Regions from separate parts of the Homo sapiens genome. Here region 1 is linked to region 2. A link is a loop called in an ENCODE intact Hi-C map of the cell type or tissue named here. Cell type or tissue: B cell. All regions are shown on one strand. Each heading gives the region's core, and the rest is flanking DNA. Links, peaks and the distances in the headings are about the cores only.

The links. Hi-C counts contacts between places; a loop is a spot of excess contacts. Peaks named below come from ENCODE experiments on the same cell type or tissue, not always from the same donor. Only the 100,000 strongest peaks of a DNase experiment are listed, where the experiment ranks them.
Region 1: it touches region 2 in a loop (4-fold over the local background); 6 of 110 quality-filtered maps call a loop at or near these places.

Annotation. Positions count from the first base shown.
Region 1 is chr15:52,731,622-52,738,734 of GRCh38, forward strand. No RefSeq gene overlaps it. Among named protein-coding and RNA genes, the nearest start is that of ONECUT1, 55 kb to the right of the region's middle. In B cell, for the core only: CTCF peaks have their summits at 4,038 (motif pointing left) and 4,246; DNase peaks (open chromatin) are centred at 1,730, 1,870 and 4,060; H3K27ac peaks cover 597 bases.
Region 2 is chr15:52,463,597-52,470,709 of GRCh38, forward strand. All of the region lies in intron 1 of MYO5A (myosin VA), which reads right to left. Among named protein-coding and RNA genes, the nearest start is that of MYO5A, 62 kb to the right of the region's middle. RefSeq lists enhancers at 2,167-2,922, 2,567-2,856. In B cell, for the core only: CTCF peaks have their summits at 2,856 and 3,057; DNase peaks (open chromatin) are centred at 1,015 and 2,725; H3K4me3 peaks cover 345 bases; H3K27ac peaks cover 3,572 bases.

The DNA of each region.
Region 1 (7,113 bases), core at 1,379-6,378, 270 kb after region 2:
AAAAAAAAAAAAAAAGAGTATACATTAAAATTGGTCTTCTTCTTCCCCAGTATCCTCAGTACCCCAGTTATTCCCCATCTCGCCAACCCCCATCCCCCAGCAATCACACTTAGCAGCCTTATCTGGGCTTCCCGAAATATTCTGTACATATTCAGGCATATGTATAATATATACCCCTTTATAGCCCTCCCTCTTTTTGCCTCCTTGCTTTTGCTCCAAGGGTAACTTAGCACTTGGAGAGGGATTTCATCCTTCCCAGCAGCTGCCCTGTGTTCCATGGTCACCACAACAGAGGGTAGAAGCTGGCCTGGCTTAAGGATGATTGAGAGGCTCAATATTTCCTTCAACAAACAAACAAAAAATGCCAAGGCCACCTTAAGGTGGCTTGCTTTAGTAAGAGATAAGCTCATAAAACAGTATTTATTCAATAAAACCTGGCAAAATATTTTAGGAGTAAGTTAAGTTTTGCCAAGAGAAGTGCTTATAAACTTTGAGAGCAAGGTAGACCTTCACATATCCAGGCTTCTTCTACCTGAATTTGTTGCTGCTACTCTTGCTTTTGTCCCTTATGGGTTTAGGGTGCAGGTAGAGACCAGGCAGAGCAGTTGTGAAAGTAGAAGGGGTTGGGCCTTGCCCAGAATGAGGAGTGAGATCAGGATAGCGTTGTAAGTCAAAAATAAAAACAGACAAATCCATTTCCCAAGAGAACACAAGGGAGTTTCCTGTAGAAGCCTGTAACATTCTGATTTCTATACAAAACATTTCATGTTTGTGACTTACTTGATTCTAAGGTTAGAGTTAAGTAGACTCCATTCATATAATGAATAAATAAGTAGGTTTTGTGTTTCATGAGATTAAGATAAATGTGGTCTAACTGAGAAGTACCAGTTTCATACATGTTTGATACTTTATATAACTTGTATAATGATCATTTATGTCACTCAGCTTTTCCGTGTGACACTTTCTCCATTTATAAGATACACTTAGCATTCTGTCAGTTTAGAAACGTTTACCTGAATCTCAAATTTTAGATCTAACTTCCAGGTTACAAAAAATTCAAAGAATAGAGAAAAAGCTGTATAACATCACTAAGAAGCCATTAGACACATCCAGGAGGCCTGGCATTTGGCAGGTCAGCTGATGCCATGTCAACAGTCAGTAGCATGACAGAAAGAGACTGTTAGAGATTGAGAGACTATAGGGACATTAAAAAACAGGTGCAATGTATCGTCTTGTATTGGATCTTAGTTTAGAGAAACCAAGTATAAAGGACATTTTTAGGACAATTTGGGAAATTTGAGTTTTAATTAGGAATTATATATTAAAGAATATAATTATTTTATTTAATTTTTTCCCCAGAAAATCCTTACGCAGAAAGGAATATAACCATACCATTTGGCTACATGTAAAAATGTTATTTTGACTCTAAAAAAAGTTTTATTTGCAAAAGATGTACCCTGAAGTTAAAAAAACAGTGTTTTTCCTCTCCTTGAACTTTGAGTTCTTGAAGGTTACCAGACCAGGATAAACATGGCTATGCTACATTTTCATTTTTGTGCTGGTTGCTCAGAAGCAAGTGTCATTACTGACAACTGGGATGGGGTGTGTGGAGAGGAAATTACAGCAAATCAAAATGTTTGCAGCCATACATGGCTGTGATTCTTGAGTTACCTCTTTGTGGGTGTTGAGTTCTTGTATTAAGTTTTGCACCATCAGCAGAGCAGGACATGTGTTATGTAAAGCCAGGGTTCTTGCATCACAGTATTCAAGCCCTCTTACCCAGATCCTATCACATTCAGCTGCAGATGTAGCAAGAAGTTCCAAAGCAGGAAAAAAAAAAAAAAAAAAAGCATGTCCCAGGACTACAACCTGCCCTCTGGGTCTCAGTATATTATGAATGAAAGTGAACAATAAAGACTCCCTGTTGGGTGGGAAGGCAGAGGGAAGTCACTTGAGGCTTCAGGGCCCTCCAAGCATAGAAACCTCAATCATGCCTGAGTCTCTCTTTTCTAAGAAGTCCTTTCTCAGGAGGAACCAGTGAGAAGAACCAACTATTATCGGTGCGCTCCAGCTTCCTGGGCTGGAAGATTTGGACTAGACCTTGAGGTTCCTATAGAGACAGCTGCCCTTAGTGGCCCCCAACCTGGGCCTGGACCTGAGAGTCAGGAACAGCTCCCATTGGAACTGCCTCTTTAAGCTCATTCCTGTCTGTCCTAATATCCCTCAAGCCTAGGTCCCAGGGAGCCCTGCTGGATTCTGGCTGATTCAGAAGGCCATGTCCTACACATCCTTCCAAGTGGCTGCTCTGCTGAGTGGGCTGGGAGGAGGTGCAGCCTGCTGGGCAGTGAGCGTTGACTGAGTATTTTGATAGCACTGGGGAGCTCTCTGAGCAGGCACCACCATGCCCATCTGTCCATTAGCAGTAGGCTATGGATTAGGAGTGGTAGAAAGGATATCTTTAAATAGATTTCTTTGTTTGTTTGTTTGGTTTGAGGCCTAGTGATTGAGGTCACTCTGGGAAAAGCTTCAGGAAGCTCTGGTCAGAAACTTTGGGTTTTACATTTCACAACAATTATCCTTCCACTGGGGAAAAGAAAAGGTTAGTTAGGTGGGGTAGAGAAATGAGGACCAGAAGTTCCCCGCCTAGGAAAATCAGAATATGAAACATTATTGAAATACATATTAATATTTCATATGTCTTAGTCATGGCTGGGAGGGTTCAGCCTAATTGGCAAACTCAGCTTTATCAGGGAATCCTTGGTATCTGCTGCTGAAATGCAACTCAGATCCTTGTCACCTTTGAGCCTGTCCTTCACAGATAAAAGACATGAGTTTGGAATGGGTTTCTGCACTGTGGAAGGGGGAATAGACTTACTCAACGTCTTGGCTTTAAGTCCTAGCTCTGGTACTTGTTAATCTTGGTATTTTAAATAAGTCTCTTGGCAGGCACGGTGGCTTATGCTTGTAATCCAGCACTTTAGGAGGCCAAGGTGGGAGATCCCTTGAGCCTGGGAGTTGGAGACTAGCCTGGGCAACTTAGTGAGACCATTTCTACAAAAAACTTTAAAATCAGTTGGGCGTGGTGGTGCACACCTGTAGTCCCAGCTAACTCGAGAGGATAGCTTGAGTCCAGAAGGTCAAGGTTGCAGTGAGCTATGATCACACCACTGCACTCCAGCCTGGGTGACCAAACAAACAAACAAACAGAAAAAAACAACAAAAACAAGTTTCTTGACCTCCCCGGGGCTCAGCAACTAACAGATAACTGAGATAACTGTGGTCAGGTATAGGCTCGGGCAACTGCACATGGTGAGCAGATTTTGGGTTTGTGAGAGAAGACAGAAGAGAATTGAGTGGAGCTCCTCCCAGGCCCGCAACAAAAAATTATAAATTTGGAGGCTGGGCATGGTGGCACACACCTGTATTCCTAGCTACCTGGGAGGCTTAGGCAGGAGGATTGCTTGTGCTCAGTAGTTTGAGGTTGCAGAGAGCTGTGATCACACCACTGCATTCCAGCCTGGGTGACAGAGCAAGATCGTCTCCAAATACATACATAGATATGTACACAAATACATAATTTGGCTATAGTTTTATTTTTAAAATATGTTTTAAATGATGGAACTTCCTATACTAGCATATAATTTATAATTTCTTTGTAATTCATTTTTTTGAAAGTGTGAAACATTTGCAAGTCACCCTTTATTCTTCTTTCACCAGTGTGGTATTAATCACCCAGTGATTACCCAGAAGTAATGCTTAGGGCTCCTTCCTGATGCCCCAGGCTAGGGGAAAGCGTAGGGGATAGGGTGGGGATGGGGTAGGGGCAGGTAATTTTGCCTCCAAGCCTTACATCACTGTTTACAAGTTCATTCCTCCCTGCCTCATCATGTAAATCCCCATAAAAATGGCATCTCCCTATAGTGACTGTCCATCAAATAATGACTTTGTCACCTTCTGCTCCTGTGTTCTGGATATCTCATTGTTTTACCTCCCTCTCTTTATGCTCCCTTTTCCCCTGGGTTTTGCTGATGGTAAACTGGTCAAGTGCTGCCACCTACTGGCCAAAATGTATATTACTAAAGAGCTGTGGTCTGGAAAAGGTTAAGGCCCAAGGTGCCTGTGTTACAAATGACTGGATTGCGGCTTTTCACATAATTTTGTTAGCAACCTATCAGCAAAGAAAGAGTTCACAACTGTGCTTTCAGGGAAAAACGAATTTTGACATAGTTGTTTAATGAGTGTTAAAACTTTTTATGTTGAAATAGTTTTAGATTTACAGAAAAGTTGTACAAATGGTACAAGAAGTTCTGCTTGGCCTTTACTCAGGGTTCCCTAATATTAACATTCCTAAGAGTAACTGCAGGACAATAATTGAAACCAGGAAATGGACATTTGTACAATACCGTTAATTACTCCACAGATATAATTTGAAGTTTGCCAGCTTTCTCACTAATGCTCTTTTTCTTGTCCAGGATCCAATGATTCATTATCTTCTATTATATTTATTTGTCTTGTCTCCTGGACTCCTCTAATCTGTGATAGCTCCTCCATCTTTCTTGACCTTCACACTTTATTTTTTTTATTTTTTATTTTTATTTTTGAGACAGGGTCACCCAGGCTGGAGTGCAGTGGCGCGACCATCAGGGCTCACTGCAGCCTCGACCTCCTGGGGTCAGGAACTCCTCCCACCTCAGCCTCGTGAGTAGCTGGGACCACAGGTGCGTGCCACCACACCTAGTGATATGGTTTGGTTCTGTGTCCCCACCCAAATCTCATCTCAAATTGTAATCCCCATAATCCCCAAGTGTTGAGAGAGGGACCGGGTGGGAGGTGATTGGATCACGGGGATGGTTTCCCCCATGCTGTTCTCGGGATAGTGAGTGAGTTCTTACAAGATCTGATGGTTTTATAAGGCAGTTTTCCCTTGCTGGCTCTCCCCTGCCTGCCACCATGTAAGATGTGTTTGCTTCCCGTTCTGCCATGATTGTAAGTTTCCTGAGGCCTCCCTAGCATTGGGGAACTGTGAGTCAATTAAACCTCCTTTGTTTATAAATTACTCAGTCTCGGGTACTATCTTTACAGCAGTGTGAGAATGGACTAACACACCTGGCTAATATATATATATATATATATATATATATATACATATATATATTACATATAAAACCCTGTCCCCACTATATATAGTATATATAGTGTGTATATATATATAGTATATACATAGTGTATATATATACAATATATATAAAACCCTATCCCCACTACATATATAGGTTTTTTTTTTTTATGTTGCCCAGGCTGGTTTTGAACTCCTGGGTTCAAGCCATCTGCCTGTCTCGGCCTCCCAAAGTGCTGGGATTACAGGATTACAGGTGTGAGCCACTGCACCCGACGACCTTCACATTTTTGAAGAGTAATGGTCAATTATCTTGTAAAATGTCCCTCAGTTTGTCCGCTATTTTCTCATGATTAGGTTGAGGTAATCTGTCTTTGTCGAGAATACTGCCATGTTCTTAGTGCATCATATGAGGGGATGCATGATGTTGATACGTCTTATTTATTAGTAGTGATGCTAACTTTCATCTCTTGGTTAAGAAGGGGGGAACTGTCAAGTTCCTCCTGGTTAAATTGCTATTTTTCCTTCACAATTAATAAGTATTGCAGGAAAATGCTTTGAGATTATGCAAATATCCTATATCTTACCATACTTTACCTATTGACTTTAGAATTTCTAGATGGTTCTTGCCTGCAGCAATTATTAATGCGGTATTCGTTTGCATAGTTGTGATTACCTATTTTCATCTTTTCATCTCTCCTACATTTTAAAATAGGAATTCTACTATAAGGAAGAACTGTCCCTTTCCCCCATTTATGTATCTATTCAATTATATAATTAGCTCAGTATGGACTCATGCATATTTTATTCTGTGGACTATAATCCAGTACTATCATTATTTATTTTGTTGTTCAAATTATCCAAGCTTAGGCTTTGGGAGCTCTTTCAAGCTAGCTTCTGTGCCCTTTGACATGCCCCATAATTTTTAAAAAACAGCTTTCTGGAGGTATAATTGACAAATACAAATTGTGCTAATTTACACTGTATAACTTGATATATATATATCAGCTTTCTCAGGAACCTCACAGAGCACACCATGTTATTCTCAGTGTGTGAACTCAGAAAAGGGCACATGAAATCATCTTCCCTGAGCACAGTGACTCAGTTACTACCCAATTATCACAAGTACCCAACCCAGGACCTCAGGACCTTGGCATTTTACCCTGTGGAGAAATAGACTTGGCATGACAAAAGTAACAATTATGAAGAAGTTACAAAGGTTTAAAAAAAAACTTTGAGAGTGGGTGCGGTGGCTTATGCCTGTAATCCCAGCACTCTGGGAGGCCAAGGTGGGCGGATCACTTGTGGTTAGGAGTTTGAGGCCAGCCTGGCCAATATAGTGAACCCCCGTCTCTACTAAAAATATACAAATTAGCTGAGTGTGGTGGTGCACGCCTGTAATCCCAGCTACTCAGAAGGCTGAGGCAGGAGAATTGGTTGAACCCAGGAGGCAGAGCTTGCAGTGAGCTGAGATTACGCCACTGCACTCCAGCCTGGGGTGACAGAACAAGGCTCTGTTTCAAAAAAAATGATTTTGAGTTCTGAAGCTTTCTGAACCACTAACATGTATGGCTGCTGGCTTCCTTGCTGAGAGGGCATGTGAACATCAGCTTGGTGCTTTCATCCTTGGGCAGGGAGGAATGGCAGAGAAGAAGCTCTGAAAAGCATCTCCTCTACAAAGGCGATGAGAACAATGGCAAAAATGGTCAAAGTCAACTTTTTCAGAACTCTGGAAATTATCCAAAGGCTTGCAACAATTGAAGGAATGTTTAAGAAAAACAGCCTGAATCTCAGTAAGAACAGCAGGTTTGTGACATTTTTGTCAGGCCTCTGAGCCCAAGCTAAGCCATCATATCCCCTGTGACCTGCACGTACCTGCACGTACCTGCATGTACACATCCAGATCGCCAGTTCCTGCCTTAACTGATGACATTCCTCCACAAAAGAAGTGAAAATGGCCTGTTCCTGCCTTAACTGATGACATTGTCTTGTGAAAT
Region 2 (7,113 bases), core at 669-5,668:
TTTGCTAACTTGTTCTACAGATTTCCTAAAAGCTACTGGAAACATTGTTAATCTGTATCTGAAATAATCAGCTACCAACTGTATCAAAAGCACTTCCTTTTATTTGACCTGTGAATTACTTATCTGAAGCTTCAAAAGATGCCTAAGCTATTTTTGTAGTGAATAAGTCAGCATTGCCCTCTTCAGGTGCCTCATAGTGTTAGAAGCTTCCACCAGATCAAAAGTTCATTCTTCATCTTTCCAGATGGAAGAAGAGCATAAATTTTTTAAACAGTGCCTCACATCCTCTTAATCATTCTAGTTTATTTTTAATTTTTCTGAATCTCAATTCCCTTACTTACAAAATAAACCAATTAGACTGTATATACAATTACATTTGAGAACATGGGCTCTGGAGTTAGACAGATCCAGAAGCTCCAATACTTTCCAACTGTGTGACCTTGAACAATTACCCAACTTTCTTCCTCAGGATTCTCATCCATAAAACTGGTTATTAGTAATACCTGCCTCAGAGAGTTGTGATGCAGATAAATTAGATAAGGCTTAAAACCACTACACAGTTTTGTCGCCAGCCCAACCCCAGGCCAAACCCCGATTCAGGTACCTCATTGTGCTGCATCTGAATTCCTTTACTATACTCTACGATGTACTATGTGATCTGGCCCCTACCCACAGGTTTAACAGCAACTCACTGGGGTCTTCTCCCTTCCCCTGAGCTCTGGCTGTGCCAGCCTTCTGTTGTTCCTAGAACACCCAAACTACAAGTTCAATGCCATTGCTGTACCCACTGCCTAGAACACCTTCCCCTCATTTCCCATCTCTTCTTAGGACTAGTTCCTTCTCACTCTTCTGGTCTCAGTTTATATATGCGTTTTTCTCAGAAAAAGTCCACCCTGACTACTCTATAGATTGTTTTGGTTATGTGGGATTCTTTGTGTCCCTAACTAGCCAGAAAGCCTGTGAGGGCAGGGACAACGAACACCGAAACCTAGAACAATGTTTGGTAACTAGCAGGTACTCAATAAATATGTGTGAAATGAAAGTGCTTAGCATAGTGTTTAGCTGACTGAAAAAATAGGTTAGGAGCAGGATGTGAAAGACCTCATGTGCCATGGTAGGCAGTTTGGCCTATATACTGCATGAGACAGGGATTCATCACAGGCTTTTAAGCAGAGTAATGAATGACCAGATGTTTCCAACACCCTAGTTCTAATCAGCAGTCTTTTAATCATAAACAAAAGCACATCTTGTACAACTCCTGCTTATGATTAGTCGTTTTCCTAGTTATGTATATATGACTGTCACTCACATTTAGCCTGTAGACAGGATTTATCTAATATACACATAATTGCTTCCAAAATGTCATCCATATTAGGCAAATAGAGACTGTATTGGCCACACTGGGAGTCAGCTTTACCTAAGGGCAGGGGCAAGGAGGGACATTTCACTGGTATTACCTCATTAATGATGAGCACTAGAAGGGAGATTCTTGACCTGGAAACAGCAGCCTTGGTAGTAAGGTCAGGGCAAGATTATTACGGAATTCTATAATGAGCTGGCTTTGAGAGGGCAAATGAGTAGGCCATCTTGCTGCTGGCTGAGACACCTTAAGCAAAAAAGCCCTGTTGGCCTGCATCTTTAAGTGGAAGTGTTAAACTTTGGGCTGCATGATGCTTTCTTATTAACTCCTCCCATGATCCCCTATCCTTGCCCCTTTTATTAAGTGTCCTTTTAGCTTAATTTTAGCCGAGAAAAGCAGCTATGAAAGTTGATCTAGGTTTTATAATTTTGAAAGAATGGTTGGTATAAAATATTTTTCAGAAAAATAAAAAACTTCTGGGTGCCAAAATACATCATAAACAAACCCAAAATACAGGGTGACCAAAAATATATTTGTAAAAAAGCAAAGTCCCTTAATGTATAAAGAACTTTTGCCTGTAGTCCCAGCTACTTGGGAGGCTAGGGCAGGAGGATTGCTTGAATTCAGGAATTCGAAAGTATAGTGCGCTATGATCATGCCACTGCACTCCAGCCTGAGCAACAGAGCAAGACCCTGTCTCTAGAAAATAAATAGAATAAATTTAAAAAGACTTTTAAAAAGAACTCTTACAAATCATTAAGAAAAAGATACATCTTGAGATTTTTTTCGCCCAAGATGGCTGACTAGAGGCTTTTCTAGCACACTTCATAAACTCAGAAGAACCAAAATAGTGTGTAGACAATCATACTTTGAACATATTATCCATGATAATATGTTTGACATGAAAAGCAATGAGTCCAACAGAAAAGCAAAAAGAAACTCCAAAATCTGAGAAGAAGGAAGGTAGGTAGCCCGTATGGCCAGGACCGGCCAAAAACCAGGAGTGAATCCCCAATATGGAAAAGGGTACATATCTCTCTGTGGTCCACTTTCCCACTAGGGAATCGAGCAATCCAGACCACAGGAAAGTACCTTGCCCCTTCTAAGCCCTAGATCTAACATGCGGAGCAGCCAGGAGACTGTGAGAAGGAACTGCTTGAGGAAGTATCCCAGGCATTCCTTCAGACTGGACACCTACAGCAGGACCCTATTCTCTTTCCTAGCTCTTACTTAGCAAGCTGCACCTCACACGCCTGGGAGCTAGCCACAGCAGCAGCAGTCTTTGGCAGTAGAGAGACTCAGGCTGGGGCTTGGGGAACTGAAACCTGTGGGAGGGGCTCCCACAGCCAGAACTGAGAAATGAGTGTGGTATGGGCTCCAGCTGCTGGTGCTGAAACTGGGCTCCCCCCAACCCCACCCATGGACCAGAGGAGGAGAAGTGCCAGAGAGGTGTAGTATTGAGCTGCACAGTGACTCCTATAGCCCAAGACTGCACTGCAGACGAGAAGCAAACTGTAGTGACTAAGTGAACAGCCAGACTGGCTAACATAGTTGAGATGGGGGCATGAACCTTGCCAAGACTGGGGTGTAAGAGGGAAGCAGGTCCCATGTCTGCCAGCCAAGGCTGTGAAGCTAGAACCACCCTCCCTTCCCAGGCTGAGACATCAGCATAACAGTGGTCAGCCCTAACCCAGGTATTTTACCAGAGGCCTAAATCAGGGTAGGTAGCCACTCCCATCAGGGTAGGTGGTCTGAGTGCAGGCCTAGCTAACTTAGCTCCATTCCAGCTTTGCCCCCCACTCCAAGATAGGGTGCAGGATCCAGGCCCCTGGGGGTTCCATGGCCCAATCCACCTTCTGGGACAGCCTGAAGAGCCCACTGCAACAATTAACACAAGAGCACAGCACTTGAGAAAGAGAAGAGCTTCTCACAACTACTGCCCCTATCACCCATGACATCACAGCTGCACAGGAGGTTGTGTGTCTGCTCACTGCCTGGTACGCCACTACAACCAGCATTCAAGAAAGCTACCGCATTAAGGCTATGTATATCCAAGGAAATCATACAAAGTCTTTGTCACTTCATGCAGACAAATGGCCCTACCCAATCAGCATCATAGTCACATCTTCAGATACACAGAAATCAACATATAGGAAGTATGAAAAAGCAAGGTATTATGGCGCCCTCAAAGGAACAAAATAATTATTTGGCAATAGATCCTAAGCAGAACAAAAATCCTTGAAATGTCGATAAATAATTCAAAGTATTGATTTTAAAGAAGCTCAATGAGATGCAAGAGAAATCTGCAAACTAATATAAAGAAAATCAGAAAATCAATTTAGGATGCACATGAGGAATTTACAGGAGACAGATTTCAAAAACAAACAGAAATTCTGGGTCTGAAAAATTATTGAAGGAATTACAAAATACATTTGAAATGCTTCAAAAATAGACTAGACTAAGCAGAAAAAAAGAATCTCAAAACTTGAAGACAAGTCTTTTGAAATAACATAATCAGACAAAAGTGAGGAAAAAAGAATGAATAAAGACATCAAGATATTAGGGTCTACATAAGGCAACCAAGCTTACGAATTATTGGTATTCTCAAGGAGGAAGAAAATGCAAAAAGTTCTGAAAACCTATTTAAGGAAATAATTGATGAAAATTTCCCAAGTCAAGAAAGAGATTTAGACATCCAGCTACAGGAGGCCCAGCAATCCCCAGGAAAATAAACTGCAAAAAAAACTTCACCACAGCATATTATCATCAGACTGTCTAAAGTCAAAGTGAAGGAAAAAAATTTTAAATCGGCAAGAGAAAAGCACACTTAGTTGCCTATAAAGGAAACCCCATCAGACTAATGGCACACTTCTCAGCAGAACTCTCACAGGCCAGAAGAGAATGGGATGGCATTTTCAAAGTGATGAAAGAAAAAAGAAAAACCTAGCAGCCAATAATTTTATGTCCAGCAAGATTAAGCTTCATAAAACAAAACCTCACATATCAGCGAATTAATAAGAAAAAGATAAACAACCTAGTAGCAAATAGGCAAAAGAAAAAAACAGGTAGCGAACAGAAGCACCATTTAAAAAGTTAAACAAAGAAAAGATGGACCAGGTGCAGTGGCTCATGTCTGTAATCCCAGCACTTTGAGAAGCTGAGGCATGAGGATTGCTTGAGCCTAGGAGTTGGAGACCAGCCTGGGCAATACAGTGAGACCTCATCTCTAGACAAAATTGTCCCAACTATTCGGGAGGATCACCCGAGCTGGGAAGGCAGAGGCTGCAGTGAGCCGAGGTCACACCACTGTACACCAGCCTGGGTGACAGAATGAGATCCTGTCTCAGAAAAATAAAAAATTAAAAAGATGTGCAGTCTCACTAATAATTAAGCAAATGCAAATTTAAAATACAGTATTAGGCCAGGTACAATGGCTAATATCTATAATCCCAGCATTTTGAGAGGCTGAGGTGGGAGTACTGCTTGAGCCCAGGAGTTCAAGCCCAGCTTGGGCAAGACGGTGAGACCCCGTCTCTACAAAAATGTAAAAAAAATTTTTTTTAATTAGCTGGGTGTGGTGGTGTGCACCTGTAGTTCCAGTTACTTGGGAGGCTGGGGTGGGAGAACCACTTGAGCCCAGGAGTTCAAGGCTGTAGTGATTTATGATCATGCCAGTGCACTCCAGCCTTGGTGACAGAGACAGACCCTGTCTCTATAAAACATAATAACAAAATATTTAAAAGTTGCAAATTAAATTTGAAAATATTTAAAGGATTGAAAATAACCTGTGTTAGGAAGAAAGTGGACAAACAGGTATTTTCATATATTGGTGATGGAATCAACAGGCACAACCTTTGAGAGAGCAATTTGGTAATTTCTTCAACAATGTGAAATACATATTTCAGGGATGCATACTGAAATAGGTGGTGAGGGAACCTTTAATTTTGTACTTTACATACTTCCATATTTCTCATTTTTTCATGAGTAAGTACTATTTTTACAATAAAACCAAAAGTTTTTAAAATATACATATCCTTGAATCAGAAAGTTCATATATAAAATTTTCCCACGGAGATACTAAAAAATACAAATAATTATTTCTAAAAATGTTCTGCAGCATTGTTTGTAAAAGTGAAAAATTGGAAATTACACAAAGGCTAATTCATATATGTATATTAGTGTAAAGGTTAACTATAATAATATACAGTTGACCCTTGAACAACATGTGGGTAAGCAGTGCCAATCCCCTGCACAGTTGGAAATTTGTGTGTAACTTTTGACTCCCCAAAAACTTTACTACTACTAATAGCCTCCTATTGACCAGAAGTTTTACTGATAACATAAACAGTTGATTAACACATATTCTGTATATGTATTAAAATACCATATTTTTACAATAAAGTAAGCTAGAGAAAAGAAACTTATTAAGAAAATCAAAAGGAAAAGAATATATTTACTATTTAGTAAGTGGAAGTGGAGAATCATAAAGGTGTTCACCTTGTCATCTTCATACTGAGTAGGCTGAGGAGGAGGAGGAAGAGGAGGGCTTGGTCTTGCTGCCTCAGGGATGACAGAGGCAGCAGAGATAGAGGAGACAGAAGGGGAGGCAGGAGAAACAGGCACACTTAGTGTAACTTTACAGAAATACGTCATAATTTCTGTCTTTTTTGCTTTTCCATTCTCTAAGAATGTTTCTATAAGGGTACCAATCCTTCTGCAACTGTTTGATTTTGTTTCAGTGCCCAAATCATAGGAGGGTTCATGTAAAAGAAGTCAAAAGCAGTCTTGAAAAATCAGAACTCTTCTGCTAGATTGTCTAATGTCAATTTGCTTCCTGACACTGCTACTTCTGTATCTTTTTTCTCACAGTCCGGCACTGGTTCAGATATACTCATCTCCATCAAGTTGGCTTCCGTTAATTGCTTTGGTGTAGTGTCTATTTGCTCTTGAATTTCTCCAAGATTCATAGCCCAAAACTCTTCACTCCCCACCCTTTTTGCCACATCCATAATCTCTTTCATGATTTCCTTGATTGGCACTGTTGTAAATCCTACGAAGGCATTCACAACATCTGGACGATTTTCTACAGCACCAATTTATTGTTTTGGGCTGCATGGCTTTCACAGCGTTTTCTATAACAATAATGGCACCTTCAATGGTGTAATCCTTCCAGACACTGATGACGTTCCCTCTGTTGGGGGTCTTCTTCCATAGCATTGACAATTCTTTCCACAGAGTACCATGTGTAATGAAGCTTAAAGGTTCTTATGACCCCCTGATCTAGAGGCTGAATTAGACGTGCTGTGTTTGGGGGCAAGTAGACCACTTTGATAGCTTTGGTGTTGAATTCATAGGGTTCTAGGTGGCCAGGGACATTGCCCAATATCAAAGGAACTTTAAAAGGCCATCCTTGGGCCAGGCGCAGTGGCTCACGCCTGTAAAACCAGCACGTTGGGAGGCCGAGGCAGGCAGATCACCTGAGGTGGGGAGTTCGAGAACACCCGGACCAACATGGAGAAACTCCGTCTCTACTAAAAACACAAAATTAGCCGGCGTGGTGGCGCATCTCTGTAATCCCAGCTACTCGGGAGGCTGAGGCAGGAGAATCCCTTGAACCTGGGAGGTGGAGGTTGTGGTGAGCCAAGATCGCACCATTGCACTCCAGCCTGGGCAATAAGAGTGAAACTCCATCCCCCCTCAAAAAAAGGCCATTCCTTACTGACAAGGTATTCCCTCACATCAGGGACAAGGCA